Linked DNA regions of Homo sapiens: region 1 is linked to region 2. Evidence: chromatin loops called from intact Hi-C (ENCODE). Cell type or tissue: PC-3. All regions are shown on one strand. Each heading gives the region's core, and the rest is flanking DNA. Links, peaks and the distances in the headings are about the cores only. Region 1 overlaps NRP2 (neuropilin 2). Region 2 overlaps LOC105373847 (a long non-coding RNA gene).

Region 1 (15,880 bases), core at 4,833-12,832, 110 kb after region 2:
TGAGGAAATTAGGAGGAAAAAAAACAGCACTGTCACATACAACTTCCCAACAAAGAAGCTGCACGATGTCTAAAAAGGCTGCAAGGCAGATCTGCACAATGCTGAGGTCTCTGGTCGGTTCAGGCCTGAAGCCAGGCCACCTGCTCCTTAGGCTCAGTACAGTCACCTAGCCTTTATGGAGAAGTCAGCTCACTGTCAGGTCAGACTTTTTAAAGTAAATTTCATTTCCTTGAATTTCTGCCTTGCATCTGTACCACCCATTTACTAAAAAGCTGGTATATCTGCAAACTGTTCACATTTTATTGAGCATTTACTATGGGCCAGGCCATTGATTCAGATATTATTTCATTTAATCCTCATTTCATCCAAACCAGGCCCTGTTACAATTACCATCCATTTGCAGATGCAGACATCGAGGCTCAGAGCAGTTAAGTGACCTGCCCAAGGTTACATGAGGAGGAAAGGTCAGAGACAGGCATTGAACCCAAGTAGTCAAACTCCAGGGCACAGAGACCTTCCCTTCCTCCCTTTGTCTCCTTGTGGGAGGAAGATCTGAGGGCAATGAAAATACCGGATTGCCATAGCACAATAGCATTAGCAGGTACCAGGTGTAAAGAATCCTTAGGGCCTCAGTTAGGTTTCCACAAAATGGGTGTAAGATATGTAAGAGACTTAACAGAATCTTGCTCTTTTGAGTTGTTCTGTTTAAACAAGGCTGAAGGACTTACCAAAATTAATAGACAAATCACCAACAGGAAAAGTGAGCGGATTTGGAATCCATGATTTCAAGACTCACCCAGCAGAAATCTAGCTTGTAAGAGTTCAGATGGGATAACATATTAATTTTTGTAAGTGGAGTATTTTTATAAGCACATATATATCCATATGTGAACATATGGCCCATGGAGTGAGAAAGCAGCATCCCATATATTTATAAGCTCTTAAGTTATCATCTAGAGCACATATTCTTAAATGCGGGGATTTCTCCTAGGGCCTACACACAAGTGTAAGTGGGTTGGGGAAGCTCTATCTTTGTTTGCCGAAATTTTGTGTTTGTGAGTAGGCACATTTTTCTAGGGAAAAGGTCTGTGACAAAAGAAACGTTAAATTACTGTTAACGGAAACATACCTAAGAGGGTGTTGTGTAACCTGGGAAGTGTAGCATGTGGGCTTTGTGGACAGACCCAGTTACTTTCTGGCACTTGCTCATGGTGTGATTACAGACAAGGTATTTAACCTCTCTGAGTTTCAGTTTCATCATCTACAAAATGGACATAATAACAGTCTCCACCTTTGCGGGTGGTGGCAGGATTGCGAAGGTACATGCAGGCCCAGCACAGTGCCAGATGCCTTAAGGAAGCACCTGAGAGCCCCTGGCTATTTTTATTATTACCAGCATAAAACAAAACAGGATGGTGGATGTGGAGAAGAGAAGAGTTACACACACATGACACCTTGGGAGCCAGACAGGAGAAGATGAAACGAAAAGCACAGTTAGAGGCAGTCTCAATACCCTGCTTCTTGGGGCTGGGTTTCTAAAAAATCATCCCCCTGCACAAATCCATCAACAGTGTTTCAGACACTTGAGTTTTCGAGATTTTATTTCAAACTTGTGTTTCTGAGCCCAGGCTATGTTCAAAACCACCCGTCCTCCATCTGCTGTCTTAGATAGCAAGGTGCTCAAGCTCCCAAGAGGCTGGTGAGTTAATGCATATCAATGGGTCAGCACAGTGTATGGCACACAGTACATGCTCCATGAATAGCCATTTGTTGTTACTGCTGCTGTTATTCTTGTTTGCTATTTAACGCCAAGGGCTCAAACAGTTACCAAACTCTGTATTTGTTTGGGTATCTGCATCAGTACCAAGCGCCTTTTTAATAGTGGCTGTTTGCAGTTGTATTTTCTTCCTTCATTTCTTCCCACCACAAATCGCTGATATTTTGAGCTTCTTATCCACAATCCCCTCACAACCAGGGTCACCATGGCTCTTCAGAAAGGAGGAAGTCTGACCACCCACCAAAGGAAGTACACGGAGAGAATAACCCAAAACAAACTGAAGGAATTATTCCAAAAAACCTTGAAGGCAAGAAAATGGAAACGACAAATAACATCTATTTATAATTGCTGGCTCTTTTTCCGCAAAGGCCCTGCGATGATGGTGAGGGCCCCGCCAATCTCATTGTTCCTCATGGAGCAGGCTGCCAAGAATGCCTCCTGACGTGAGGAAGGAGGCCACTCCAGACAACGCATCTGATAAGTCTCTCTGAAGGTGAACTTTCAGAGAATTAAGGGCACGCAACAAAGCCTCCCCAACTTCTGCACTGGTCCTTTGGGTGAATACCATTTCCCTCGCTGACCTGGCTGGCCAGCAAGGCGCATTCCTGAGGCCGTGTGGTCACGGGTCTGCTCTGCTTCTGGACCAGCACACACACTGGAGGCCACTTGGATGAAACATGTTTGCTTATGTAAGGAATGGTTTTCTAGGCAACCGGTGCCAATGTGAAGTTTAAGGCTTTGGGGGCAGGCTGCTTTCAGCATGAGTGTTGGGTCTTTCGTTGGTCTGCTCTGTGTCTATAAAATCCTCACCCTCTGCAGTCAACTTAAAGGGCCCCTTGGTAGCATTCTGGAATGATACCAGAGTGCAAAGGAAGAGTAGTCCACAATTTCTTTCCATTTCTGTTTTTCTCAGCGGCAGCAGCAGCACTAGCAGGTGTAAAGGTGAATCCCAGCAGGGCCAGGACTTACTAAATTTTCCTACGCTGGCCTGGATCAATCATGCTTGTGTGCCTCAGTTGGCCTCATTTGACAAAAGGGAACAGGAATCATGCCTTTGTGCCCGGTGGGGCTGCCTGCATGGGTGGTCACTGAAGGGCAATCAGAGCACAGCGTCTGGGGCCCCTGGTGTGCTGGCAGTGCCCCTTTACTCGGCAGGGTGAACAGTTCCCTCCGGAATAGGTGTTCACACTAATTCTGGCTCCCAGGGGATCCAATTGTGAGGGCAAATCATAACTTCCCCGTCTGTCCAAAAAACGGGAGCCTGCTGGGAACGGAAGTGTACTGGGCACCAGGGAATCCACCACAGCAACAGAAAAGTCCTTTTTGTTTTTCCAGGGATTTAGGCTCCATATCATTTTTCTATTCCTCTTTGCTGGCATCCAGCCTCCCTAACAAAACTTGGAAGATGCAAAACTCATCTGAAAAACGTGCCATGCAGAAATCCAAGTAGGGGACAGTTTGGGAGTAGGTGGCAGGTGTGATGGGCCTCCCTTTTAGAGTTCATTTACTTGGAGCTTCAGATTACAGAGCTTGGAGCTTCTCCTGGCTCCAGGGGCAAACTTGTCACTACTGTGCAAAAAACACCATGGTGTGGAAATGATGGGCCTGCACTAATGTCCAAGCAGGAAAGGGCTGCTGCCACGCCAGGGCGGAGATTCTGAATCTAGCACTCAGGGGCCAGTCAGCTGGAACCGCTTCCGTTTGTGACTATGCTTTCGACAGCTGCATTCTGAAGCATCATGCTGCACAGGCAGCCCGGGCCATGTGAGGCATGTTAAAGCATTCACCTTCTCTCCCCATCCCAGAAATGCCCTTTCCATTCTGAGAGAACAGGTTGGGGTTTGTTGGGGGTGGAAGAAGCAAGCATTTAGGAATGTTGGGTGCTCCTGGCTAGAGCCTCATAAGACCATGAAGAAAGATGTTTAGAAAGGACATGAGCTTCTACAAGAAAGGGAACCAGATTACAGGAAGTCTCTAAGCAGGATGGGAGCTGTGTGAGTCAGACCTTGAAGGATCTTTATTCATCTCACAGCCAGAAGCAGGCTGTTTGTTTTGCGCACAGAGCTTCTGGCTGGTTGGCCACAATATTGTAGCGACCAGTGGAGGCCCTGGCAGTGTGGGAGGAGGCATCAGTGCCGGGGATGAGCTTCAAGAGCCACGTGTGTATAAAGGCCCAGGCAGTGAAGAGTACAGCAGAAAAGGCCCCCAAGAAGATAACTCAGTACCCCACCATTTAACCCAGCAGCCTGCCCTGAGGCTTGGACTAAATCTTGTATCTGCTTGGACCTCAGTTTCCCAGCAGATGACCCCCCAAAATAATAGTTTCTTACCCTCCTACCACTCTCAAAAGATGACACATAGATAAATCGCTTTGAACTTTTAGATGAAAGGTGCTGTATAAACCTGAGGTCTCATCAACTGTAATTGTTACAGTAATTATTTTAATGATAATAATGATGATAATGGGAGAGGGGGGTCGGGTGGGGACGAAACCTCCTACTTTGAGACAAAGAAAATCTCTTCCATTAAAACCTGCATCACGAATCCTTCTGCTCCAAGCTCTCAACCATCTCTTTCAAACTGCCAGTTCCTGGGCTGAAATATTATTTATTCCTTTCCTTTCCAATAAAACAATTATTTGTTCCACCATTTCCCCCCTCGTTCACTCTCCGGTGTGTCTGGCTTCGTCCTGACAGCTCGGCCACGGACTGTTTACATGTCTCGCTCACCCTCCAAGACTCTGGTTCAGCTCCATTGACACTAAAGGCAGGCGAATTCTCTCGGTGTGAGGAATCAATTACTTCCGCTGACACTCTATTACTGGCCCTCACATCTTTGGACTCCAGATGGAGAGTGAAGGTGGTGGTGAGGATGGCAGGGAATTTGAAGAGGATGGTGAGCGGGGCTGTGGGGGGATTGGGGGAGTAGGAGGTAGGTGACAGGGAGGCAGAGAGAGACGATGGACTGAGAGGCCTCTGGCTTGTATTTAAAGACACAGAAAGAGATCTCTCTCCTTGACTGCCCCGCTGGCATCCGGAGGTGACTGCATGGCAGGAAGAGGCAAAGAAAAGGAATAAAAAGAGAAAAGGAAAAGAAAAGGCTTGTCAAGGATATCTAAAGAAATCAGAGAGGCCCCAAATACCTAAGCACTGGGACAGCAGATGACAGCTCCAAGCAGATTGACACAGGTATACAAAGGCAGCTTTGGGCTGCCTGGCTTCAAACCCAGCCCCACGATTACTATCTGTGTGATCTCTCAGGGCCTCAGTATCTACATCTGTTAAATGGGATAATAGTAGTACCAGTACCAGCTGTGGCGGTTAAACATAGAAAACTTAGGGTAGGACCTGATGTCTGGCAAGAGTTCAATAAATGTTTGCTATTGTTGTCTAATTTTGAGAGTTCCTCCACGTGACCCACAAACATACAGTTGAGTCCCCAGTGGGAAAAAGTAGAAAAATATTAGAGACTGCCAAGATGCTTGGCTACAAAGCTCGAAAAGAGGCATAAAAAAAGTCATGCTTTTCTGCTGCCCTCCCAAACCTAAGCCCAACTCACATTTCTTTCTCCTTTTCCTTTTCCTTCTTCTTTTTAGAAAATTTTATTTTGACCCAGCTAACATTTTTCAGGGATTCTCCTTCTAGGAAAAAAATTTTGATTATGTAAATTAAATACAACCATCTACTCTGCAATCAACTGAGATGAGTTGTGAGGCACGATGTCCCATAATGAAGGACGATTACAGAAGCTCTTTTCTGGAAGGAAAGACAAGGGCAGCTGATATCTTTTTTTTTTTTTTCTGGAATTATTTATCCAGGCAGAAGTATAAGAATGGAATTAAATTATCTTTTGAGTTTCTCTTAATCCAAAGGCTTAAATCCCTTGCCAGTAAAAAGGACAAAACAAAAAGAATATAAATTTTTTTCTATAGGACTCATGACTCCAGGAAAATACACAAATCCCTTTTTAGAAAAATCTGATGTTTTCACTTGGTATATTTCCATCTCTTCTTTATCCCCTCCACACCTGGAGCTCCCACTGAATTTCTTAAGACAGACTCTCAGCCGGTGTAATTAGATGGGAGAATTACATGGAGTTACATGGGGTGAGATGCTGGCCCTCTGGGATCTCTGGGTTCGGAGAAGGTGCCAGGGTGGAGAGGCAGAACAAGTGGGATTGTGCATGATAACATCTCAAGTGATTTTCTCAGTCAGAAGATAAAGCATATTGTTAAGAAGGGCATCTACAGCGAAGCTTGCATTGAGACAGTTACAATTGCAACACTCATTTTTAAAAACAAACTGCCCAAAGTAATTCCAGCTGCGTTTTAACCTTGGTAAGAGGAGAACAGTCTGTGAGTTGTTTTTCCCCCTGATCCATGGGTGAGGTGGAGTTGCTGGGTGGACCCTGTGGTCAAGGTTGGTAAGTGTGGGGCCAGCAGCCAGCTGCTCCCATTCGTCCACCACGTACCTGGAGGTGGATCTGTTTCTGTCATTAGGAGGATTGTTGCAATACAGAAAATTATTACTGCTCACTGGCTCCTTAGGGGAATCAGAATATTTCTGTGGTTGGGCAGGCAGTAAATAATAACGTCAGTAATAGTGTCGTGAGTGATCAAGCCAACGGCCTCTCCTCAACAAGCACAAGGCACCCTCTTGAACCACACAGAATTCTCACTATGCTTTGTTGGCTTTTCAGACTTCAACGGAGACCAGCTGAAGCCACACCTCCAACTGGGCAATCTGGCCTCCCGCCCTCTATTCATAGGAAAGAGACTTGGATTCAGAAAGTCTTGTGTAGCAGGAAATTGACAAGAGGAGCTTAATCTGAAGTGTTACCTGGACTTTCCCAGGCCAAACCCCACTTTCAGGCATTCCACTGGCGGCGGGGTGGGGGAGGTCGCTGGACATAGGGTATGAGGCTGCAGAGACCCTACAATGGACAGGGAAGGTGGGGACAGCAGAGAGTCCCCATCATCTTAGTCTTTCCTGCTTCCTGACCACCCTGTCTCCTAAGGAGATGGTGGAAGTTGTCTGGCCAGGAAATACAATTAAATAGTATTGCTCAGGCACCTCTTCACCGGGAAAAGGGTTTGTGTCAGCAAGTCACAAGGACAGCCCCTTTTAGTCTACCCTTACAATGCTCACTGGTTAAGAAATTGGGTTCAGGCATGTTCAATTATTTTGGTTCCTGAAGGCATCAAACCCTCCCTCCTTCTTGTCTTTGGGCATGCTGCTGTCTGCCTATGACACCAGCCAAACACACTCCCTGCTGCCTGGCCAAATTCTTTAGAATTCGTATAGGCGTCACCTCCTCCAGGGAGCCTTCCTTGATCTTCCCAGCTTAGGCTGGACCTGGATGCTGTGGGCCCACGTAACAGGTCCATATCATGTCCCCTGCCAAATGCATGATGCCGGGGAGGCAGACAGCACAAGAGTAAAGCAGAGATTGAAAACTAGGGTATCTGGCTTCAAAACCCTTCTCTGCCACTTATGGGAGTAGAACCTTGGGCCAGTTGCTTAACTTCTTTGAGCCCAAGTTTCTTCATCTGTAAAATGGAAAGAGTAACAGTGACTTTAGGGAAAAGAATATGATTTATTCATCACTGTATTCCCAATAATACCAACGTGCTTAGCACATAGTAGGTGTTTAATAGCTATTTCCTGATGAATGAATGAATGGTCTATTACCATTTTGTTGGTGAGAGACTCATGTCCCAAATCAGTTAGTGACATTCTTGGCCTGTGTCCTACCCCCTAAGATTATGTCATATTCCCAGAGGGACAAATAGGGAACACAGATCTGTCTGCCTTCCAACACAGATTCAGCTCATGCTGACCTATTGCCTGGCATTTCCAATGTAAAAAATATCACGAAATCACCTGCACACACCTGCCTAGCACCCTCCTAGACTAGGCGCCATGGGAGTTTAGATATGAAGTACATGCTTTGTGCCCTTGTAGAATTTACTTGCTGAGAACTCAAGATGACCACATATGAACAAAAAGCAAGGGACTCAGGCAACATCAAGTGCTCTGGGAGTTCAGAGGAAAGGGTGATAAAAGGGAACTGCAGGAAGCAAGGAAACTCAGGGGAGGAAGATGGGAGCTTGCAGCTGGACACTGTGGAGGGAGGGAAAGGAGGGCTGGAGCCCTGGGAACTCAGGGGGCTCATGCAGATGCAAGACTATGCTTGGTTGTTTGCAGGGAATCGAGGGTGTTTACTGAGCACAGGGAAACACTGCTGGCTGAATGGGGAGGGGCCAGATGACTAAGGTCTGGTCTGATCTCTCTGTTTACTATGATCAGGTTATCAACTGGGAAACTGCTACCTTTCTAAGATATCATCTCTTACTTTGGGAGAAACAGACATATCTTCTAAGATATAGAGGGCCCCTCTGGCTGTAAATAAACACAAGAGCACCTTGTTTATCTAGGACACTTAGAGGCAAATATCCAAAACCTTAAATATGCAGAATATAACGGTGTGGGGGAGTTCAGAAAAAAAGATTGTGAGCAGCTACACTGATGTTGAGAACTCCATCCTCTGTTGCTCTTACGCTTTGTCACTTGGGGATCACTCCCCAGTCCTAACTCTGCTGCAAGCTTGGCTGGCTGAAGCCAACTGGAAATGCTGGCCTTGGGATTGCACTGGCTTGAGCAAAGCTTAGGTCCCAGAACTCAAACTTCCCAAGAGACAGCAAGGGCTCCTGAAGCAAAATTGATAACCCCATAAAAAAGCAAAAACAAGTCAGAATGGGAAGGCTACAGGAGACAGGCATACTCGTAACAGGATGTGTGAAAGCAGGAGGATTGATAGAAAATAGTCCCAAACTGTCCCCTGACAAAGTCCAATGATGCTAACACAGTTGCTAACTTATTGGGCATCTACATAAAAAGGCAGAGCAATCTTGCAAGATATTTATTATTATGACAGCTTTGCAGATGAGGAAACTGAGGCCTGGGAAGTTTAAAAGGTCAATAAAAATTCAAATCTTAATCTGCCTGTTCCAATTATGGCAATACTGGCTGCTGTCACAAAAGTGAAGCTTAGAATTAAAAGCCTGAATCATTGAGAAAAAGTTGACTCCTCTCAATGTAGGTTTTAAAAAGACAGGGAAGTGCAGCACATGATTTAGAATGTTCTTTATCAGAAATCCTTTAAAAAAGAACTCTTGGAACTCTTTAAAGTTCTCTTTTAAGAACTTTAAAGGTGGATATTTCAGTATCTGGACACTTCACCTAAATGGAATGTCATTCTTCAATGATACGTGGTATATGAGATATTGCTGGGCTGAACATAGCACATACAATCATTTATGTAGACTTCCTTGAGGATTTTAGCCTAAGAAATGTTCTTTCATTTCTTGCTAGTGGGTTTTGCTCTTTCTGAGACCCATCAAGGTACCCATCTAGAAATTACCAATTCTTTTTTTTTTTTTTTTGAGACAGAGTCTCACTCTTTCACCCAGGCCGGAGTGCAGTGGCACAATCTCAGCTCACTGCAGCCTCTGCCTCCCAGGTTCAAGTGATTCTCCTGCCTCAGCCTCCAGAGTAGCTGAGATTACAGGCACGCACCACCAAGCTTGGCTAATTTTTTTTGTATTTTTAGTAGAGACGGGGTTTCACCATGTTGACCAGGCTGGTCTCGAACTCCTGACCTCAGGTGACCTGCCTGCCTCGGCCTCCCAAAGGGCTGGAATTACAGGTAGAAATTACCAGTGCTTAAAAGGACCCAGCCTCCTGGTTTTGGTTTTATTTGGTTGAGCCTCTGGGATGGGGTGGGTGCTGGGGCTGTTTGAGAACTCCTGAACAAGCTGTGTATTACATGCAGGTGGGTGTTTTAAAAATACATACATTTTAAATTTTAGAAATGGAAAAAACCACTCAACTTTGTGTATGGGTTTCTAAAACCATAACATTCAGTCTGTTGGCTGATGACTCAAGCGAAAGGCCTCTGTCTGCCGGAGCAGCAACATCCTAGCATCCTCCACTCCACAGGGAATAAAGTGGCTTCTCTCTGTTTGCCCAGACGGCCCGTAGTCTCGCCCTTTTGTCCTTTGGCTGCAGGAGTCCAGCAGTACCACAGTGGCCTCTGGTTTCTGCCCACAGCTTCTATACAGGCCCCCAAACAGCCTGTGGGTGCCCAGGATTTGCATTTCTGCAAGTGGCTGGAGGGAGGAGTCAAGGGAAGTTCACCAGAGATGGTGGCCTTGGATTGCACTGAGTCAGGCAAAGCTGCGGCTTGTGAGTGAAATTTTCCAAGCAGACAGCAAGCTTCAATGGAACAAAGTTAATAAGCAACGGTTAGGGGAAAAGGTCTATCTGGGGTTTACTCAGCAACCGTCTCAACCTTTGGGATGTAGAGTTCAAGGTATACAGGGAGCCAAGGGCCCAGGGGCCACAGCCCAGGATAAATTCTTTCATATCAGGGCCCTGTTTCCAGGCTTTGGGGCAATCTTTGCAGTTAACCCTGCACGTAGGAAGAACCCGGGCAAACACGAGGTTGGGTGTGCTGACCACTGCTCTGTCTCCACAGCTGAGTTGGCTGCTTCTCCTGACTTTCTTGCTCAGTTCCCCTTTTTGCTGGGGCATTGCTGCTGTGCTCTGTGATCGGAAGACCAGCCCAGGCAGTTTTCTTTTGGGAAGTATCCACCTTATGGGCCTGCAGAGCCAAATCCAATTTGAAGCATGCACCCAAAATAAAAGGAGAAAGCAGGCTAATTTCCTTGGAGAGTGAGTGCTTTCCAAACCCAGGAGCTCCCTTGGAACGAAAATGCAGTATGGAAGAGAGAGGGAGAGCCGGAACAAGACAGAACTTCCAGGACTTCAATTAGATTAATTGTTCCTTTCACAAGAAAGTAAAACAAGGCAGTGGGGAGGGGAAGCCCATTTATGGCAAATGCAAATGGCCAGGGGAAATGTCAAAAATACCTTGAAGAGTGAGAGGCTGAGAAAACCAGATGAGTCTTTCTAAATACAAAAATTAATGAGAGAGAGAAAGAGAGAGAAATGGGGAGTGGGGGAGAAATGGGGGGAGGAACAGAGAATTAATGACAAGGTTAAGTGGATGAGGCTTAATCCCAACAGAGCCTCTCTGACAGTTTGGCACTGGGAGAAACAGACCCCAGAAAGATTTTTTTCTGACCTCCTTCACTTTTTAGGTTCAAACCAGACACATGAGGTCATGGAATGGGGAGAAAAACAGGAAGTGATTTAGCGAGGATGATAAGCCAGAAGATAACCCTGTAAATTGCTGGCTTCCCCTACTCCACCTCCAGCAAGGGGCAATGCCTTCTTCTTCCCCTTGTCAGAGTCTCTGGCAACCTTCAGTTCTCCCCATCTCTGGGACTGAGTCCTGTCCATGGAAGGGGTACCCTGCAACCCAAAGCAGGGCCTTTCTGGCCTTTCGTCCTTCCCAACATGTTTTAAGCCATGCTTACTAGCTCCTAAGTTTTTCCTTCCAAAAGCCATGCTTTCTCCCTCTGCCACTATGAATACAACATAGGATGACCTCTTGGCAATTTCCTTGGGAGATTTGCTGTCATAAGCATAACAGAATTTGGCCCTTAGTAGAGAAAGGTGCTTAGTCAAATTTCTCTGAGCTTAGACCCAGGCTCTCTCTGTACATTATGCTTCCATTTGTGCCAACCTTCTGCAGTCCAGCCAGAGGAATCAGAGCCCAAAACACCTTATAAAGAAGCTCTTCTAACAGAAATCTTTGATAAAGTTCACTGTCAGGGAATCAGAAGCCTTGGGATGCTGAGCAAATGTATCCAGGGTACTCATGTAACTTAGACAAAGAGGAACTGATGAGTTTCCCTATGTCATCCGTTGAGTCAAGAGTGGATCTGGGATTAGAAACTTCATCTTATGACTCTTCGTCACATGAGGCATTCATCCGGGAAACCCTTTGGTTTTCAACAAAGGCTACCTCTTGTTAGGAGAAAACCATTATGTAGGTGCAAATTAGCCCTAGGGGGATAATAATGACATCAATTCACTGAGCCTCACAGTCTAGCACTAGTTAAAGAGGGGCCTTGTTTCCTCCATGAGGAAGTGCTGGCCCAGACCTGGCCTGTAGGAGTTTTGCCTTCTCCTTGGTACCTGTCCTGCCAGCTGGCCCCCTTATTAATTTTTCAGTATTTGCAATTCCTTGCTTAATAGCAAGGAATGCTTAGACAATTTATGAATCACATGGGAGCACTGAATACTTATCAGAGTAACAGCATTCCGTAGGCGCTCATTTGGGGCAGAATATGACTGTTGGCACATTCTTTTCTGCACAAAAACTCTCACTTTATTTCCAATGAGAAAAGACTTTAAGATGGAGCTCAGTAGACAGCTTAAAGCACATCTGCATTCTAGACATGCTGCCTGCTTCCCAACCTTAACTTTTAGGGACCTCGGTAGTAACATGGCATTTCTAAAGTACTCCCAAGTGTCTAAATGTCCACTTGGGAGTTCCTAAGCCACACATTTCCAGGGTGGCAGAACCAATGTTGTAAGACCAGCTGAGTCACCTTGGGTGACTGACCTAACCTCTCTGTGCTTCGGTTTTCTCTCTTTTGCAAAATGGAGATCATAATGGCACTAACTTCCCAGGGCCCACTGTGCAAAGTAAATGGATTAATATTTGTAATGCAATTAGAAGAGTGTTTGTTAAATAAATCCATGACACTGACTTTGAGACTCTACTTGTGTAGCACAGCTATCAAGAACCAATGTGAATCTTAGAACTACTTAGATTTTTTTTTTTTTTACCCTTTTTTTTTTCTATAAGAAAACCAGTTACCGCTATATAAGGTAACAGGCTGATCCTGCGTGGCTGGATGCGAGGGAAGTCTCCACTTGGGGATACAGCTACTATCTTATTAAGGAAGTGGGTGGGGTTTATACATGTAGCAGCTGTGGAAATGGGGAGATCTCCAAGTGCAAGGTAACCCAAAGTCAAGAGTAGAGTTTTGTAGTCCAGCCCCTGCCACCACATGGAAATTCTCCTCCACTACCGGCCTTTGGAGGTAGGTTAATATTCTCTACTTTTCACTCAAGAAGGCTCTTTCCACCATACTGTGGGATCAGCCACACCTTTATTTCCCTGGAAAGGGAATGCCCCTTGAGGTTTTCCTCTGGGGCCAGGATCCACCACTGGTTAGCAGCAGGTCTTGGGGTGAGGGGTGATAGAAGTGACAAGAGCAGGGGTGGGGGCAGGGCGTGTGCATCTCATGGATGGGATACACAGTGGGACAGGACGGTGCTTACTTGCAGTCGTGCTTCTCGATTTCAAAGTGAGGGTTGAAGTTGAGGACAATCTTCTGGTTGGGTTCGGGGGCGTAAACAATCCACTCGCAGTTCTGGTGGGAGGGGTAGTCCTGGGGGTAACCGGGAGAGGTGATATAGCCAGCATCTTTGGAATTCAAACGACCTCCGCACGGTGGGTCTGAAAGAGAAATCAACGACCCAAAGAACTTCAAATATGTTACAACTTTCTTCCCCCCACACTCCCTCCTTCTCTTCTGTACCAGTGTCTGATTAAAACTATTTTACAGACCTTTTATGGCAGTCCAGAAGACTAACCTACTTACTCATTCGGTGGAAGAGATTATTCCGGCTCATCCCTCCCCCTACCCACCCAACTACACACACACACACACACACACACACACACACAGATGAAAGTATTCCAGAACATGGCCATAAATATTCTCAATTACATGGTCTGTGATTAAAAAAACAAGAGGACTGCAAACTCAACATGCCTCCCTGCCTTTCCTGCCTCCCCTCCTTGGCCCATCTTCCTCTCCTCATTCAACCTCCTATCTCTATCTTTATCTCATAAATCCTTCATTTTATTCGGTGTCTCCCAGCCCAGCCCAGGCAGCCAGCAGTCAGGGCTCTGGGAACTGACAATGGTGGTTTTGTGGTGCCGACCCACAAGCGAGCCTGGTAACAATTACATGTGGTGCAGAGGAAGCACTTTCAGCTTTGGGCCAGAACAGGCCCTGGAGGGTGATTGCAGCCTTTTTAAATTTTTTTTTAAGAAAAAAAATGCAAACCCCCCAAACATTTAATTCCATATATACCACAAATTTGATTTATTATTTCATTATACACCGAATGGAAAAATCTGTATTAGAGAATCTACTGGCTCTAGCCTTGGAATTTCGACAAAGGTGCTTTGTGTTGAATGAACATCTGTTTCTTCTGCGCTGTCTGCCCACTGTCCCTCCTGCCTGGTCACCACCACCAGAGTGTGCTGCTGCTTTGTCCAGCCATAACTGGCCGTTTGCAGGAAGGGCTGGCTCCCTGTACCTGCAGTGCCTGGCTGGAGGCAGACAGCTTCATGTGGCCTGGGAGGGAAGGGAGCCACCTTCAAAGGCTCCAAAGGTGGGTGATGACATTTGAGGAATCTCATCTATTCGGGAGTAAAGTTCTGCAATCCCCAGCAGGGATTCTTGGGAAATAGGGAGTTTTGCTTAAATACCACAGTAGAACAGAAGCTGGGAAGGCACATGAGACATGGAAATATTCAGAAGCCTCTCGGAGACCTTCCTGAGATGTGTGTGTCTCTTAGCATCAATCACGATTTAATATCGCCATCTGCATGGAGCAGCATGGGCCCGTGAATTATGTATTACGACTCAGCAGCCGCCCTCCAGGATGGGTCTTTCTCCTGTGTTCACTCTTTGAGGGAACAGGTCATGCATTTTTTAACTCTACAGGTGCACTTTACTATTCCCCATGTCTGTTGGCATTACTATCTCCCAGACCTCTGCTTTAGACTACCGGCCTGACAGGCTTTAAATGCATAAAAGATGGGCACGCTGCACACGGGTGGTTGGGACACAAATCCACACAAGTAGCCTTTTCGGCATCAAGCCTCCACGAGCTCAAACTGTGCCGTATTGAACTGCCCAGAATGGAATGAATTCAGGTCCATTTCCTACTGGGTGGAAAACAAAAGCAGCCGTTTCCTCAGGCTGGTACACAGCACATCATCTTCTTACCTAATGACCCTGCACCCACCCCAGCCCATGAAGACAATGAGCTCATCCCTCCCACCCAGACCACATGAGGCCAGCCATGAGGCCCAGCTCCTCTGCAGCCAATACCCATAGGCTTTCCAGGTGCCCACACCACTCACCCATGCTGGGAACCTAATGTCATCTAGCCAGCCAAATTGAGGCCCGTTGGTCCTGGCTTATGCACATGAAATAGGGTGGAGTGGTCCTCTGAGAAGGCAGAGGTGTGAGGACATAGATCACCAGCTGCTCTTACTCAACTAGCAGAAGGGGGAATTTTCTACCGGGTCCAGCTCCTCTGCCAGATATTTTGCAGAAAACTGCAGCCCTGCCACCAACTCACCCCAAACCACACTTTTTTGCCTTGGAATTCGTCAGAGGAAACCTGAGCTGAGCTCCTGTTTAGTAACTGTTATGGTTTCCACATACTCTCCACTCTCCCTACCCACACTCTCTCCCTCCTTTCCCCATCCCTTCCTCTACTTCTCTCCAATTACTCTTGAAAGGGGAACTTTTCTCCCTCAATTCCCCACACCCCAGGTTTAAACTTTTAGTAATTAGACCAGGCACACAGATCAGCAATAAAGACAGGAAACTTCTTCGCAGGAAGGTTTAATTTCTCATCTACAGCAGAAGTGATCATTTCTTCACCACCACCACACAAAAAAATTAAACTATATATATATCCCATAGCTGATAGTCTGTACTGTCTGCTGTTAAACCAAAAGAAAAAGGAGTCATCCATTGCTTTTTTTCTATCCTTTCTTTACCTGGAGAAAATCAGGGCAGTTATTGAAGTATCAGAGAACTCATTAGAACATCTGCTTCAGTTGTGTGTTGGTAACCTTTTCAATACTTACAAATTTATAAATTCACATTCTTGTTTGGCTTGCATTCACACCCAGAAACACACACAAACATAGATATTGAACATACTTCAAGTACATATACATATCAGTAATTCACACTTTAGTCCTATACATACGTTCACACCTTCTCATAAAATATCACACATCATTTGCACAAACATATATCCACAAAGATAAATACTAGAATTTCTGTTTTTATTTTTCTTGGAGAGA
Region 2 (15,880 bases), core at 3,460-11,459:
TATGTAGTCTGTTTGGAGACGTACATGGAAAGAAAACAAATGTTTCATCCCTAGTTTTTCCACCCCCCTCTTTTTATTGTCGAAGTTGAATACAGCTGCTGTACTTTTCTACTCCAGCACCGGTGTCTGATAAGGGCACAACTGATTTATGGTGGGAGAGCCTGGAGGTGAATTATTTATTCTCCTTATGTAAGAGATTAGCTATTTCTACTTTAATGGATTTTTGTTGTGGCGTGTTTATGTATTTTTAGATGGATTGAGAAGTCTTCTGACCTCTAATATCATACCACACAAAGCTATTTGCAAATCATATTAAATGGCTGACTTGAAACCAATGAAAGCAAAGAAATGAAGAGTTATAATACTGAGTCTGGGATCCAAGAGATTTTTCTTAATTTATACTCTTGTGTCCCAGAAGGAATACATGCGTGTACACATAGGATCATAGCCCAACAGACTGTATTAAGCTAGTCAGCACAGGGGTCCAGCTCTCTAGGGACAGTTTCCCAGCCCAGGCCAAAGTGTGGAGGGGAAGAAGCCTGGAAAATGGGGACTAGGACTGTTCAAGATGGCGAACTTCCAGGGCATCAACTTCAACCATAGCTCATGGCAGGCAAATAAGCGCCTCAGAGAGAAGACCAGGTTTTCTTTCCTTTCTCCTTGAAAAAAAGATGGTGCACGCTCTCTCTCTCTTTTTCATCTATGTTGAATAGACAATAAAAAGTTTTATGGTAAAAAGTTTTCCTTTTTACCCTGTTTCCCCTCACCCACTTCATTGGCCTAATTCTCCATTCCCTGCCATGACAATCATTCCTCTTAGTTTCCTCCATATCTTTCCAGAGTTTCTTAAGGTAAAACAAATAGAAGTATACATTTTTATTCCCTGCTTTTTTATACAGAATTTGAGATGTTTTGTACACTGTCCTTATGTGCCTTATTTTTTTAACTTAGCAATATATTTTGGAGATTTTCTTATGTAAGTACATAGAGGTCTTCCTCATTGAAAATTTGGTTCATCGCTGTATAATATTCCATTCTATGCTTATTACAAAGTTTATTTAGTGAGTTCCCTACTGGCAAACACTTGGCTTATTTTCATTTTGCCATTTCAAACAAGACTGCAATAAACAATCTTGTACATATTACATGTCACATGGGTGCAGAGTTAATCTGTAAAATAAACTCTCCAATGCAGCCTGCTGGGTTGAGAAGTCTAAGTGTTTGTAATTTAAAAAAAAATATATATATATATATTTTAAGGTGGAGTCTTGTTTTTTCACCCAGGTTGGAGTGCAGTGGTGTGATCTTGGCTCACTGCAACCTCTGCCTCCTGGGTTCATGCAGTTCTCCTGCCTCAGCCTCCTGAATAGCTGGGATTATAGGCATGCACCACCACACCTGGCTAATTTTTGTATTTTTAATAGAGACAGGGTTTCATCATGTTGTCCAGGCTGGTCTCAAACTCCTGGGCTCAAGTGATCTGCCCACCTTGGCTTCCCAACGTGCTGGGATTACAGGCGTGAGCCACCATGCCGAGCCATGCGTTTGTAATTTTGGTAGCTGTTTCCAAATTGCCTTCTGTAGGAGTTGTGCTTCATACACTCCCATCAGCAGTGCATGAGAGCGAGGCTATGCTCTCTCACTGTGTGTGTGTGTGTGTGTGTTTGTGTATGTGAGAGAGAGAGACAGAGAGAAGAGAGAGAGGAGGGGGTGGTTTAAATTTCCTTGCAAATTGTGATAGTATTTATTTTATTATTTGTAGTTGATAGTATTTAAATAAGAGGGAGGACAGGACAGAGGGAAATGGGAGAGGACCTTCTGGATGACCAGAATGTGAACAAGAAGCAACAGTGACTCTAGATAATGATAATAACCCCAATAGCTCATACTTACATAGCACTTACTAAGTACTTGGCACTAACTGCTATACTAACTGCTTTAACTTTTTCACTTATGAGATTAGACAGGGCTCATTTTCGTTGGATTTTCTTCTGATTCTTAAAAACAGGTATTGAGTATTTACCACATGCCAGATACTGCTAGGTGTTGGTTGATGTAATTTTGTTGACAGAAGTCCTGCCAAATGTCAACAAAAAGGGAATTTTGGAGGGAAGCTCTTACTCACCCCAACCAAGATTCTGTAGAAAATAACAACAGATTTGTAATTATACTCTTGTTTCTGGTCCTGTATCATGTTTCCTGAAGGATGTTTGCCTTAGAAGCTGCAATACAAGGCAAGGTGTGTGGTTGTCTCACCTGGTGATGCTGAAGCAGGGCAAGTCACGGTGGCTGCTTTACCACACACGTGTGCTGATGGTGTGCTTTGTTTCACATTTCTTGGTTTAATAATTATAGTTTGGGGTTGGAGGAGGTGGGAAGGGGGAGGGAGAACTTGATTAGGTGTGTGTGTGCTGTAACACTAAGCTAAGAAATAAATCCAGTTCAGCTACATATCAGATTTAGTCAATAGCTGGCAGTTATAATTAGTACATGCAATGTACTCTTGCAGAGGAATATTGAGAAGGCAAAAAATTCTGAATGCACATAATAAAAAATATCTTCGGCCAGGTGCGGTGGCTCATGCCTGTACTTTGGCTCATGCCCAGCACTTTGGGAGGCAGAAGTGGGCAGATCACGAGGTCAGGAGATTGAGACCATCCGGCTAATACGGTGAAACCCCGTGTCTACTAAAAATACAAAAAAATTGCTGGGCGTGGTGGCAGGCGCCTGTAGTTCCAGCTACTTGGGAGGCTGAGGCAGGAGAATGGCGTGAACCCGGGAGGCAGAGCTTGCAGTGAGCCGAGATCGCACCACTGCACTCCAGCCTGGGCGACAGAGCGAGATTCCGTCTTAAAAAAAAAAAAAAAATATCTATATCTATATCTATATCTATATCTATATCTATATATATCTATATCTATATATATATATCTATATATCTATATATATATCTATATATCTATATATCTATATATCTATATATATATATATCTCCTAGACCTTCAGGAAAATATACTGATGTTGAATGGCAAAAGTATCAGAGGCCAGAATTAATTAACTTTGAGAGCCAGTTCCTCCCATTCTTTCTGTAATCTTCAACGTTGCTCCAGAACCTGTTGTCCTTCCCTTCTGTCTCTGGCTTCTAAAGTTCATCCGTAGGTTTGAGGTAGGAGCTCACCTTCCCAGTCTCCTTTGCAGCTGCAATGCAGATATGTGACCTGGGCTCTACCACTCAGATATGCTGGTAGGAGCATAGGAACCTACTGTCTTGCTTCCTAATGCCAACCTGTCTTACGGGGCCAGGAGATGATTACTCTTTGTTCAGCTGATCGCTTTTCCTTACATTCCACACCATGGGGCCAGAATACCAAGTTACCCTTTTTTTTTTAGGATGAATTTGAGTAATGAAGGGGATTGTAGGGTGGGACAACTGTCGTTAGAGTCTTAGACACTGGAAGATAATTTTGGGGAGTTGTAGAAGCTAGGAAAAACACTCGCAGTAGAAGATCTGTCTTTTGTAGGTATCAATGCCATTTGGAAATAGAAAAATAGGGGACTTTAGTAAGGAAAATAATTTAAGGTAACTGAAGATTGTTTCCAAGTCAGAAGCAAGAATTGGGCTCTGACTCTAGAAATCTGGGATAATGCTGTTTTTGTCAAGGTGCATTCAGATAAATGTAAAATCATGGCAATTATTTCAAACAGTGGGGAATTTAATAGAGGGATTTGGATATAGGTATTATATATGGGAATAACTTGTCTGAGCTTAGAATCAGCTGCTCTCTTTAGACAGGACATGTCCTTTCCTGTGTGCCACAGGCCCTACCTGGCCCATTGACTTAGTAGTAGACTGGGCTGGTCTCTGAGTGTGGGATCATTATTATAGAAGAGTTTGTACTTGGAGAATCAAGACATGTTTCTTTGATTAATGTGTTTCACTTTTTTTTTTTTTTTAAATAGGTGAACTAGATTTTTGGTAACCATTGATGAGTGGCTCCCCTAATTTTTAGACCTATATTTGATACTCCTTAAGAACAAATCCAAGGTCCTCTCTGGTTCTCAGGCTATATTCTTCCCTAAGAAATCCCATTCACACAGTTATGTCAATTACGCAAGGACTCTTCATGACTTCAGCCCAGTCCTGGATTCTAAGTTCCAGATCCGTTAATATGCAACTGCCTCATGGATGCCCCAAAGGCAACTTATTTAACACATTTGAGACTGAACTTGCGATGTCCCTACAAAATCTGGTTTTCTTTCAACATTCTCTCAGGGATGGACACCACTGTCTATCCAGAGGCTCAAATGACAAACCCAGGAGTCGTCTACGACCCCATTGCATTTCCCCATATCCAATCTATTGCCAAATTCCCTCTATTTTTACCTCCTAGATATCTTCTGGATCTGTCCTTTTTTTCCTGTATCTCCACCCCTAATTCCCTTGTCTAAACTACCATCAACTCTTTCTTGAATTACTAAAACTGCCTCTGACCTAGTCTGTCTGCTCCTGTTTGATCCCCATAGACTGTAAGATCCTGGGGGTACTGGCCATGTCTGCCACTGTGCTAAGTATTGTGGGAAATATTTGCTGAGTGCACACAGCAAGCACTCAGAAAATGTTTCCCACAATACTTAGCACAGTGTTTTGCACATAGTAGGTGCTTAATAAATACTAGATATTTGTAAATACTAAATATTAATTGAGTAAATTAAGTTTCAAAATGGACTGATAATCAGTTTTCAAACCATCTAAAAGTACTAAAAAAGGTCTGTAACCCTCTATTTTTCATGGGCTATAAGGGAATACTTTTCAGGGTTTTTAGATGCAAGTGACAGAAGCTGAGTCTGGCTAATTTTGCAGAGAAAGTGTTTGTTAAAAAGAGTTTGTAAAATCATTTTAAGAGCTGGAGAACCAGGTAAGAGGTTAAACTTCCAGAAACATGCCTACGACTGTGCTGTCAAACTGGTTTGATGGGGAAGCTTCTGCTGCCACCATCACGACATTGACACTATAATTTGCTGTGTTCAACTTCTGCACCAGAAATCAGACTTGTTGCTTTCACCAGAGCATCTGATTAGTAGATTCCAGGTCACATGTCTGCCTTGCCCCTGCAAAGGAAACTAGGAAAGTGAGCTCCTCCCCAAACATAAGAAGCATACCTGAAAGTTGTCAGGCAGCCACCAACATGAGCAATGTCCTCCACAAATGGACATTCATAAAGTCTTCATGTGCTCCTAGCTCATAATTATGCCTCTGGGTACTGGCATGTGCACAGTAAATGGAGTTATGGAGATAAATGATAAGATAAATGAGTACTCTAAACTCTCCCTACCTTTGCAGCTGATTTTGCATTTCACCATTAGATGCTTTGGTTTAACCATCTAGAAAATTAATGTAATACCATCTTCCAAATGCTAAGAATCAGCAGTAATAGTAATGTATTTTGAGGTCCTTGGATAAAAAGCAGTCTAAAGATTCACTGTATCATTATTTAAAATAGATGATTTCTAATGAAAATGCTAAGTTCAAAGGGCTTGATGGCTTCTCAGGATGCAAAATGGGCAATGCCTGGTATATTAGCTTAATAAACCAGTCCCAGGGATGCTTGGCTGACTTTCCTTCCCACTCCTCTGTGGGCATTAGAAGGCAGAAATATGCAGGCTTGGTAATAGCTGTAATCAGTCACAACAAGTGAGCTTATTATATTGGCTGCTTGCACAGTCGGAGCCTTCCAAAGCTAATCACAGCCCTTTTGCAAAGTTCATTGGGTTGGACTTTCTAATACATCCTTATCCCAGCTATGTTGAGAGACAGAGAAACTGAAGATGAGGCCCCTGATAGCACCAATTACCCATGTGTTATACAGCGTGAGAGAATCACATGTGAAAAACACCAATCTCTTTCCTTTTAGTCGTGGGATCTGCAATATTTCCAGCAGGGTAGTATCAGCAATTGATTTCCTGTTACAGCTCTCCTTTTTTTTCTAGTTCTTTTTTCCCTTAAGTGCAGTAGACTTAGCTCTCTTCTTCCCTACTGCTGTCAGTCAGTTCTTTGTCACTGCCTTTTCTGCCAAAAAGGGCTAGCCCCAGCCTTTTAATCGCTCTTAGTCTCTTGCAAGCTGCTACTTCTTTCATGCATTGCTCTCCACCATGGAAACACCTTCATGGATCCTCATCCTCTCATTAGCCCTCCTTCTTTTGTCTCCCATTGATTTGTCAAGTCTCAGAACTCCTGCACACATAGTGAACTTCCAAGGATTTGCAAGATAAGGTCACGATGTGTCTATGTGTCTCTTCTGTTTCTGGTCTGCCGCAAACCTTTGTCACTTTCTCTTTTCCCTTTCCTCTCATCAGCTGGCACAGATGCTTCTGCCCTTCCTGTAATAGACCATGGTTCTGCAAACAAATGGACTCCCATAACATGGGCTCCCATAAGGTGCTTTACATGGAGTGTGGCAGGTTCTCTTTGTCGTTCAATAAAATGGGCCTGTGGAGAAACAAATGCATCAGGCCCCTGCATCATGTTGCACCGGTTGTGCCAAACTCAGCCTAGGGATAATTTAGACAATACACCTAAGCTAATTTGACGGCAAGCTTATTTGGAGGAAAAACGAAAAGCATTAGGAGTTCTTTTTTGGAGCAGTCATTAGATGCAGATTCTCAAAAAGGTTTTTCAGAGCTGAGTCTGGCCCCTGATCAGCCAGCGATTGACTATGACAAGAGAGGGAAAGGCACAAACATCTCCTCAGATGGCATATAAATTATAGTGGGGTGGCCATAGACTGAGAGGATGTTGGAGGGAGATTGAGTATTTTTTAAAATATCTTTTGTCAGCCCGATTTATTTTTGTCTTTCTTCATAAGACGTGAGAGTTTTGCATCAGCGCATCTAAATGAAATAATTTGCTAAAGGTCAAATGCAATTCCCTCCAGCCAGCTTTCATTTACCTTCTAATTAATAACTAAATGCTCACACATACATTAGCCCGAGTCTCATGCATAAAATAATAACTACCATTTATTGAACACCTATTACATCCCAGGCATTTTGCATGTATTACTCAAATTCTTACAACCCCACAAGGTAAGAATACCTCTTTAATAGAGGAGGAAAATGATGCTTAGAGAGGCTAAGTAATTTGCCCTTGGTCATGTAAATTACTGTCTAAAGCCAAATGCTCCATGCTTTTTCATGCCATGCTGTAAGGCAGCTGCTTCCTGCAAGGGTTGGATGCCTTGTGCCATCTATTGTTGCTGATGAATGGAGAAATGAGAGGTTGGTATAGCAGTATCTTACTTCCCAAGTCAAACACCTCTCCATGGGAGGAAGCTGTGTCACCCAGAGCTCCTATTCCTTGATGGTTGTCATGATATGTATTTGGGAGGGGGCAAAATGCTGTCTGGTACAGACTTCCTTTTCATTCAATTCCATTTCCTTCCCACATCCTCCCACATGAGGGAGAGGTTGCAATGGAATCAGAAGAACATACATAGAATGAGTAAGGCAGGTTTGGACATGCCTTACCTGGAGAGATGTGCAAGTGGGGCAAAACAGATTTGCAGCCAAATGGTGACTTCTTAAATCAAGCATAACAAATTGGCTTGAGGTTAATTATCAGCCCATTACTTCCAGCGAGAAGCAGGAAGAATAGAAAAGTAGGTAAAATGTGTTTCTGTGGCTTTCCAACCTTCCTCCTGTGTCCTGTTTCTATGTGTCCTAGACTCTGAAACTTTATAATAAATTAGTCATTATACAAATCCACTGCTTATTTTTCTCCCACATTACTTTTAGTATGAATTTGTGAACATCATTCAAACCTATTTTAATTTTCTTAATATTTTAAATTTGAATAAGCCAGGTAAGCTTTGAAACATTTATAGAGTGTTATTTGACAACATCACAGTTAAATGACAAAATCACTACACTGATTTCTCGGTTCTCCTTTCCATTATGCCTGTAATTTGGTAAATTTCCAGTAGGTGGCGCTTCGTTGCTACAGCTGCAGAGATCCGGGACAGTACCTGGAACATATTTAACGAGAGTAACTTCTCAAAAGTGAGGTGTGAATCACTTGCATTAAATTATCCAGGCCCTATTACCTTTACTTTGTTAAAACACAGATTCCTGAACCCCAACCCCATACCCAATGAATTTGACTATCTGGGATTAGGAATCTCCATTTTTAAAAGACTTCCTTGGTAATTCTGATGCAGATAAAGTTTTGAGAATCACTTGTTTTGAGAAAAACAGAAATGCAAATTAAAGATAACTATAGGGTGGCTCACTCCTGTAATCCCAGCACTTTCGGAGGCCGAGGTGGGCGGATCACCTGAGGTCAGGAATTCCAGACCAGCCTGGCCAACATGGTGAAACCCCGTCTCTACTAAAAATACAAAAATTAGCCAGGCATGGGTTGGCAGGTGCCTGTAATCCCAGCTACTTGGGAGGCTGGGGCAGGAGAATCGTTTGAACCTGGGAGGTGGAGGTTGTAGTGAGCCGAGATTGTGCCATTGCACTCCAGGCTGGGTGACAAGAGCGAGACTTAGTCCCCCCCCCCAAAAAAATCTAAATATAAAATAGTAAGAACAGTATAGAAAGTAATACTCAACGTAGAACAACATACAAAGAAATACTCTACCAAAAAATCTGTCTTCAGGTTAAGTTCTTTATCCCAGTAGACTTTGATTATTATCAATCATTGTTTAAAAGTAACTCTACTTTTCCTTTAAGTAAAGGTCCAGATTTTCAATTCCTGTTAATGTTGAAAATCCCCAATCCCTTGGTCTCTTCTTATAAGCTACTGGCAGACTTTCTCATCCTGCAGCTTTTTTTGGAAATCTTTAATACTTTGACCTTCTTGTAATGTCTTATCACCTGGCCAAGTTTCAGCTAATCTCTTTCCTAAGAAAGTATGACTTTATCAATTCCATAAAAGTCTCCAAATCACCTTTTTGCTTCCTGTATTTCATTGCTTTGAAAGAGGAAAGAGAAAAAAAATAAAAGATCGAATGGCAATTTGCATAAAATTAAGATTTTCTTCAATATGGAAAATGTCCTTTTGGCAACCAACCCACACTTTCCCTCTACAACTGGTTTCTCCAGATGTGGCAGAGGAAGTATTTTTGCTTAGATGGATGATTATTCTTCAACTAAATTAGCAACTACACAAATCCCAGCTGCTTTTATTTTCTTCTACACTACTTTGGGTATTGAATTTGCAAAAATCAGTCAAACTTCTTTTCTTTTTCTTAATATTTTAAATTTCAACAAGCCAAACAAGCTTTAAAGTATTTATTGAGTAGTTACTTGACAACATCACACAAACACATTTAAGCACTTCAAGGGCAATATATTAAGCTGATCTGCAAAATATTCCCTTTTATTGCATTCAAGTCATTTTGTTTTCACTTTCCAAGTCTTGATGAGGAAATCTGATATTGGTTTGGTTTCATCTTTGGCTCCTGCCTCCTGGGAATAGGATTTCTAGCAATTATCACAAAGTGTCATTAGAATAAAAAACATTTGAATATTTTATTGGTGAGCTGCAGGGAGAGGTTGAATTGTCATAATGAGATATTACTTGCATAACATGGCTATTAAGGATTAAGGGTGTTTATCAATTGACTGATGAATCATTCATTCATTCATTTGCCATTTCAACAAACATATATTAAAGACCCATCTTGTGCCTTGTAGTGTTTTTTGGTTCTGAGACAGAAAGATCTGAAATTGGCTTTCTCATCAAAGTAGACACCACAATTTGGTAGAAGATAAATGCAGGACAAGATAGATAGTACAGATATGTGTACAGTACTCTTGTATAGATACTTGTTCTTGGTGTCTTAGACAACTTAGAAGGGGGAAAGTTCCCAGGGAATGTTGGGGTTTAATTCCACCTTCATACAATTTCTACGGCCAATTTGAGCCAAGGCCTGGAGTCTTTTCCTCAGCCCAGGAATGTGAACATCTGCCTCTGATCTTGATCTTCTGTGACTCTAGATTATTTTCTTGACTTATCTGTACTCTTGGAAGTAATTCCTCCCTCACTCTTCTTAACTGCCTCAGCCTCTTGCATCACTTGGAGATCTTGTGGGTAAGTCCCTAGGAAATTGTTTCCAAGAGCTGTCAAGTTGCCATCATCTTAGAAATGTTGTTTCCAAAGAATAGAGAATTCAGGGCCATACTGAACACTAATGCAGGCCTCAAGCAATGGTGAGCCTAGCATTCATCTGACTTGATGGCACAAAAGAATTCATAGCCATATTTACCAAAATAAAAATCTGCAGCCCTTACTTCTAAATTATCCCCATTGTGTTCTGGAGGGTAGAAGATTTTGTTGAGTGGAACGGCTAAGATGATGTACTACATTTTAGCCAATGATCTTTACTATATGGATCATTTACTTGAAAAGCGAGGCTTCTCTTCTTTGTGATTAACGGTTGAGAGTATGGTCTTTGGCGCTAGAATGTCTGTGTTCAAATCTGGCTCCTTCCTTTACTTACAGGGCAGTGTTTGGCAAGTTACTTCTCCTTTTTGGACTTCTCCTGATCTATAGAATGCAAAAAGCAGTAGAATCTGCCTTGCAGGAATCGTGAGGATTAAATGAATAATTCATTTAATACATTGTAGGTACTCAATACATGCAAACTATTATTGATTTGATTATTTGTGGTTCAGGAGTGATATGGTTTGGCTCTGTGTCCCCACCCAAATCTCATGTTGAATTGTGATCCCAAGTGTTTGAGGTGGGGCCTGGTGGGAGGTGATTGGATCATGGGGGTGGCTTCTAATGGCTTAGTACCATCCCCTGAATGCTTTCTTGTAATAGAGTCCTCACGAGATCTGGTTGTTTTAAAATGTGTGGCACCTCCTACTTCTCTCTGTCTTCCTCCTGCTCCCACCACGTAAGACATACTGGTTTTCCCTTCGCCTTCCCCCATGATTGTAAGTTTCCTAAGGCCTCCCCATCCATTGCCTCCTATACAGCCTGCGCAACTGTGAGTCAATTAATCTCTCTCTCTTTTTTTTTTTTTTTAATAAATTACCCAGTCTCGGGTAGTTCTTTATAGCGGTGTGAGAACACACTAATACAAGGTGCCTCCCATTTCTCTGAGTGGCACCATTGTGGAGACACACAAGTGGGTCTTGTCAAACTGGAAGCACCTTGTTATTTCTGATTATTACTGTTACTGTGGATGCATTCATCTAACCCACTCTTTTAATGAGATTTAGAGTCTCTCTGCTCAGAAGAGTAGCACTTATTAACCTATAGGGCAGCTGTGAAAATAAGCAGTAGCCCATATGCCCGAGGCCTACTGAAGTTCACAGGGGTGAGAGGAACCTGATAGAGATCACAGAGTGAGAAAACATTTTCTGTTTTATTTGGCTTCATAGAAATCTATGTCCAGTGGCAAGCAAGTGACTGGGTGAGAAAGAGGATAGCTGTTGCTTCAGTTATTATAATCAGATGCTTCTGTTCTCATAGCTTCTTCCCATGCACAGGACCTCCACATAGCAACATGTAATCACTGATAAATGTGAATGGGATTCCACGTGTTGCTTAGGGTCTGCATGGGGTTTTGTGGAGCCCTGAGGACTTTTTTAAATTATTTAAATTTTTGAATAGGTAATTCATTTACATGATTCAAATATTGACAAATATAAATAGGTATACAGTGGAAATTCTCCTCCCTCTTTTGTCCTCCTTCCTCGTAGTTCTCAGCCCCCCTGCCCATAGGAAAACCGTACTTATTTCTTACTTAACATTTTAGGTTTACTGCAATGGAAACATACCGGCAGGACTGACTGCGTGGGAGTGTGGAAGATACACAGGGCTCTGAGTGCAGGAGGGTGGTGCAGTTGATTTCATGCTTTGCTGTCACTGGCTTGAAATTCTTAATAATTTTGAACCCTATAATTTCATTTCACACTGGACTCTGCAAATTACAAATTACATATCCTGCATATTAGGCATGGTTCTTCACCTTGATTTTTTGTTTAACTGTATGTCTTAAAGATCTTTTCATATTTATACATAAAGAACTTTCTCCTTTTCTTTGTAGCTGTCCAGTAGTTTATCCTTGAGAATTTAAAAACCATATACATGGTCACCCAATAGGAACTCCTTTAGGGATGTGTGTCCCAATTTTCCAGCTCTGATGCTTCCAAACTTGGGAGAGAGAAAAAAAAATGGAGGGAAGTACCAGGAAATCTTTCCTCTGGCTGAATCCCTCATTCCCCGCTGCCTAGTTTTGGAAGCCTTTGGAAGCAATGCTCATTTCTTTACCAGCTAACTGCTGACCATGTCCCTACTGTCCATTGCTCTTTTCCACCATCCCCACCCTATTCCACCTGTCAGCCACCCCATTATTAAAATGCTTGGCAAGCAATCACCTGAGCTCCATTAGTCACAGCAGGCTACTTCTGTCTTTGCTTCAATCTGGAGGAAAATACTTTGGGCTGAATGAAACCATGGCCTCCAGAGACCCACCTTAAAAACTCCTCTTCCATTCCTTCTTTATTAGTACTCACCATCATTTATGGATAAATATATGGTCAGGGCTCAACCATGTGGCTGCTTTTGAGAAGGTAGCCAAGGCTGTCTCTGCTAAGGGATCTCACACTGTTAGAAGGCACCAAGTGGTGTTCTGAAACCTGTAACTCATTTTGAAGTAGCCAACAGCTCTGGCTCCATTGCAGATCTAGTGTCATACGGGACTGCTCACTCATTCAAGATAGTCCCGAGTTTAGAAAGTGCACTGCGCCATAGCTGTTCTGAGCAGTGTTCTTTTGAAAAGGACAGACCATAAAGTTCACATTCACTGAGAGGCTAGTGCTGTGGCCCTTGCACATGAGCACATGCCCTGCCCCTCCCTGCTGATTGTGGCTTGGGTTTGAGGACATGGATGCAGGATATTTGTGCCAAACTATGTTGTAAGCATCAGCAGTGATGGCAGCCCTCCTGCTGAGCTGAGTGAGATGCTGGCAGCCGAGGGCAGGCAGCCGTCACCAGACCTGGCATGTCCAACAGCTGGATCATGCCCCCAGTGTCGAGCATTCATGTGGCACAGACACAAGCATGCAAACAGTGGAGCAGAGTGAATGGAGAGAAGATTCACAGCCTCGCTATGTTCTCACTTCTGTTCCTTACCAGGCAAGGCAAGAGTAACCACAAATCACCCAATGGCTGCTCCCTGTTTCAATCAAGCCATGCCCTCGGCACCTGAAAGGAAGATTAACTAGATGCTAAAAATGCACTTTTGGAGTCCATTTCCACTGCCAGGAAAAGCTTCCAGGTATCTGCTACCCCTCAGGGAGAAAACAGGCTACAATTCCAATTAAACACCATATTGAGTACTTTGGTCTCAGTATACTCCACTTGTTTAGTTTATTTGAATATTTGATAAGAGAAGTGCTGGGGTGGCAAGAAAATTAATTAAAATAAGAAAGAACAATCTTAAGAGAGAAAGGGGACAAAAAAAACTAAGAAGCTACAGACAGCTTCTCCCCACACCTGCCAGCAATGAATTAATCACTAATCCATTCATTATTTCCAACTTAGGAATCTCTGTTCCCTGGACAAAAAAACAGGGTTATTGTTTTTAAATGTCTAATTAAAACACATTGAAAGACAGTCTCTAAAATGTGCTCGGCCAGTTCTAATCACATGCGTAATATGGTTGGGAATTGCTGAAGTGCAGTCTTGCGGCTTTCTGGAATGGGAGGGATCTTTTCTCATCGAAATGCTGAGTCTTTGAGCCCTGTTTTCCTCATGGTTCACCACGTGCTGCATCTCATTCAGGTACCAGTGGGTAAGGACAAGGAGAGAATATCAGCAATGGTCTCCTCTGCATCCATGTGGTGGGAGGGCGGCAGGAGGGAGGGTTTCTACTGCAGCTGTCCTGGGCTGCTGATTGGAGTCTATATATTTATAATAGCCTTATTGAGACATAATTCACATACTTTAAAGTTCACCCTGGATTATATTTTAATTCTGTGCAATGAATTTAGGAAAATCCTGTGGGCATTTTCCTTGGGCTGAGAATGGACAGATGGAGATCTCCAAATCAGGCCTGCCTGTCCATCCATCCAGGTGAGGCCAAGCGCCTTGTCCATCCTGGAACTGTCCAGCCCACACAGCTGCTTCTCCCTCTGTTTTTCTATTACCTGCTCGCCCTCCTCTACTTCAGCAGCCAAGAATCTTTACCCAAAGTGATTAATGGCTGTGTTGTGTTGGGACAGCTCTGACACTGATTGAGTCCCTTATCTCTCTTCTGTGTCCTCCCTAAGACAGCTACCCTCTCAGGTATCAATCAGTGCTTTGGCTCTCTATTCCTGGGTGAGCCAGAGACTGTCAGCGATACATTCTGATTGTCATCTTCATCTGAGCTGCCACCTGCCCTGCACAGCTTAAAGGGTCTTTTTAAGGCACACAGGGGAGGGGAGGTGCCAACAGTGCTCCTAACCGCATCTGCCACGGCTGGGGACAATTCCATGTGTTTTGGACAAATTTGGGGAATACAGTTTCTAAAAGGCAGAACTGGGGACATTTACGTGTATCAGCTGCTGAACCTCCAAACCTGTTTGGGAAGTGGAAGGGGGTGGCAGCAGCCTCACCTGGCAGTCCCCCCAGGGAGACCCCACTACCCCCGTAAAAATCAATATCGTGGGCCAGGCATGGTGGCTCACGCCTGTAATCTCAGCTACTCGGGAGGCTGAGGCAGGAGAATGGCTTGAACCCGGGAGGCGGAGGTTGCAGAGAGCCGCGATTGCACCACTGCACTCCAGTCTGGGTGGCAGAGGAAGACTCCGTCTCAAAAACACAAAACAAAACAAAAACGACACAATCAACATCATGTTCTCTAGCAGAGGCTCAGTCACAAAGAGGACTTTGAGAAGTGAAGAAGGTGAGCGAAGGACACACAATAAAGCGGGCCAGAAAGACACCAGGTGAACACAGGAGTGGAGTGGGGTGAGGTGCAGTCCCTGAAAACACCGCAGGAGATAAAAACACCGGGGCTGGGGAGAACGAAATAGAACATTTGTCTAAGCCTGGCTTTTGAATTGGCCCCAAATGCAGTGACATTTTCCTTTTTGGCTGCTTTGAAAAAGGAGGAGAGGAGAAAATGTAGACTGTGACATTAAAGATAGATGGGCTTGGACAAATTGAACCGTTTTGAAGGTTTCCCTGATGCCCAGAAGGCTGAGGGTGAGTCTCCACGGTGAGCTTTTGGGAGAGGCGAGCTCTCTTCTTCTTAAGCCCAGAGAAAGCTGCATAATGAAACGGCGGCTTTCAGCCCAGGCCGGCTACAGGGAGGTTTAATATTTAACATCGCATTGGCTGGTGAGTGCGCTGGGGTTGGCTCATCCACTTCAGGCTGACATTTGCTACAGGAACTCACCGGGCCTCTCAGTGGCGAGAGGTGGGGCACAGGAGTGAGGCCAAGACACTGAGTGTTTTGGGCTCCTTAGGAAGGCACCTGTCCAGAGCCCCCCTTCCCAGGCAGAGCCATCCATCTTGGGCCTGGCCGTGCATTTGACTTTAAAAGTAGGTCCCTTTGGCCGGTGCCTCTGCATGTGAATGGCATCTTGAAGGAGCAGAAATCCCATTAAGGAAGAACTGTTGACCCTTCTGTCTCACGCAGTTGCCTCTCTGCTGACCCTCCATTTGTGGCCCGTGAATCCTTAATGTGGGAAGTGGTAATTGGAGAAGGGAGATTAGAGGGAAGAACGAGACATAGACTGCATGTGACACTGGAGAGCAAGGACCTAAAGGCCATTTGATTTATCAACCTCTACAAATGGGAGGTGCTCCGTCCCCATCACCCCCGAACTTGTTCCAGAGCAGCTCCAAGCCCAGCATGTCTTATTCTTCTTGGCT

Evidence for each region. Peaks named below come from ENCODE experiments on the same cell type or tissue, not always from the same donor. Only the 100,000 strongest peaks of a DNase experiment are listed, where the experiment ranks them.
Region 1: a loop joins it to region 2, with 3 times the contacts of the local background. A loop is called at or near these places in 2 of 110 quality-filtered maps.

What each region holds. Positions count from the first base shown.
Region 1 is chr2:205,694,880-205,710,759 of GRCh38, reverse strand. NRP2 (neuropilin 2) reads right to left here. Exons shown (of 17, transcript NM_003872.3): 2 at 13,039-13,216. Among named protein-coding and RNA genes, the nearest start is that of NRP2, 20 kb to the right of the region's middle. RefSeq lists enhancers at 1,406-1,565, 1,857-2,633, 3,509-3,808, 4,019-4,158, 10,012-10,181 and 1 more. In PC-3, for the core only: no CTCF peak of the experiment used is centred there; a DNase peak (open chromatin) is centred at 9,049; H3K27ac peaks cover 1,505 bases.
Region 2 is chr2:205,805,812-205,821,691 of GRCh38, reverse strand. All of the region lies in intron 3 of LOC105373847 (a long non-coding RNA gene), which reads left to right. Among named protein-coding and RNA genes, the nearest start is that of NRP2, 130 kb to the right of the region's middle. In PC-3, for the core only: a CTCF peak has its summit at 7,979 (motif pointing right); a DNase peak (open chromatin) is centred at 7,991.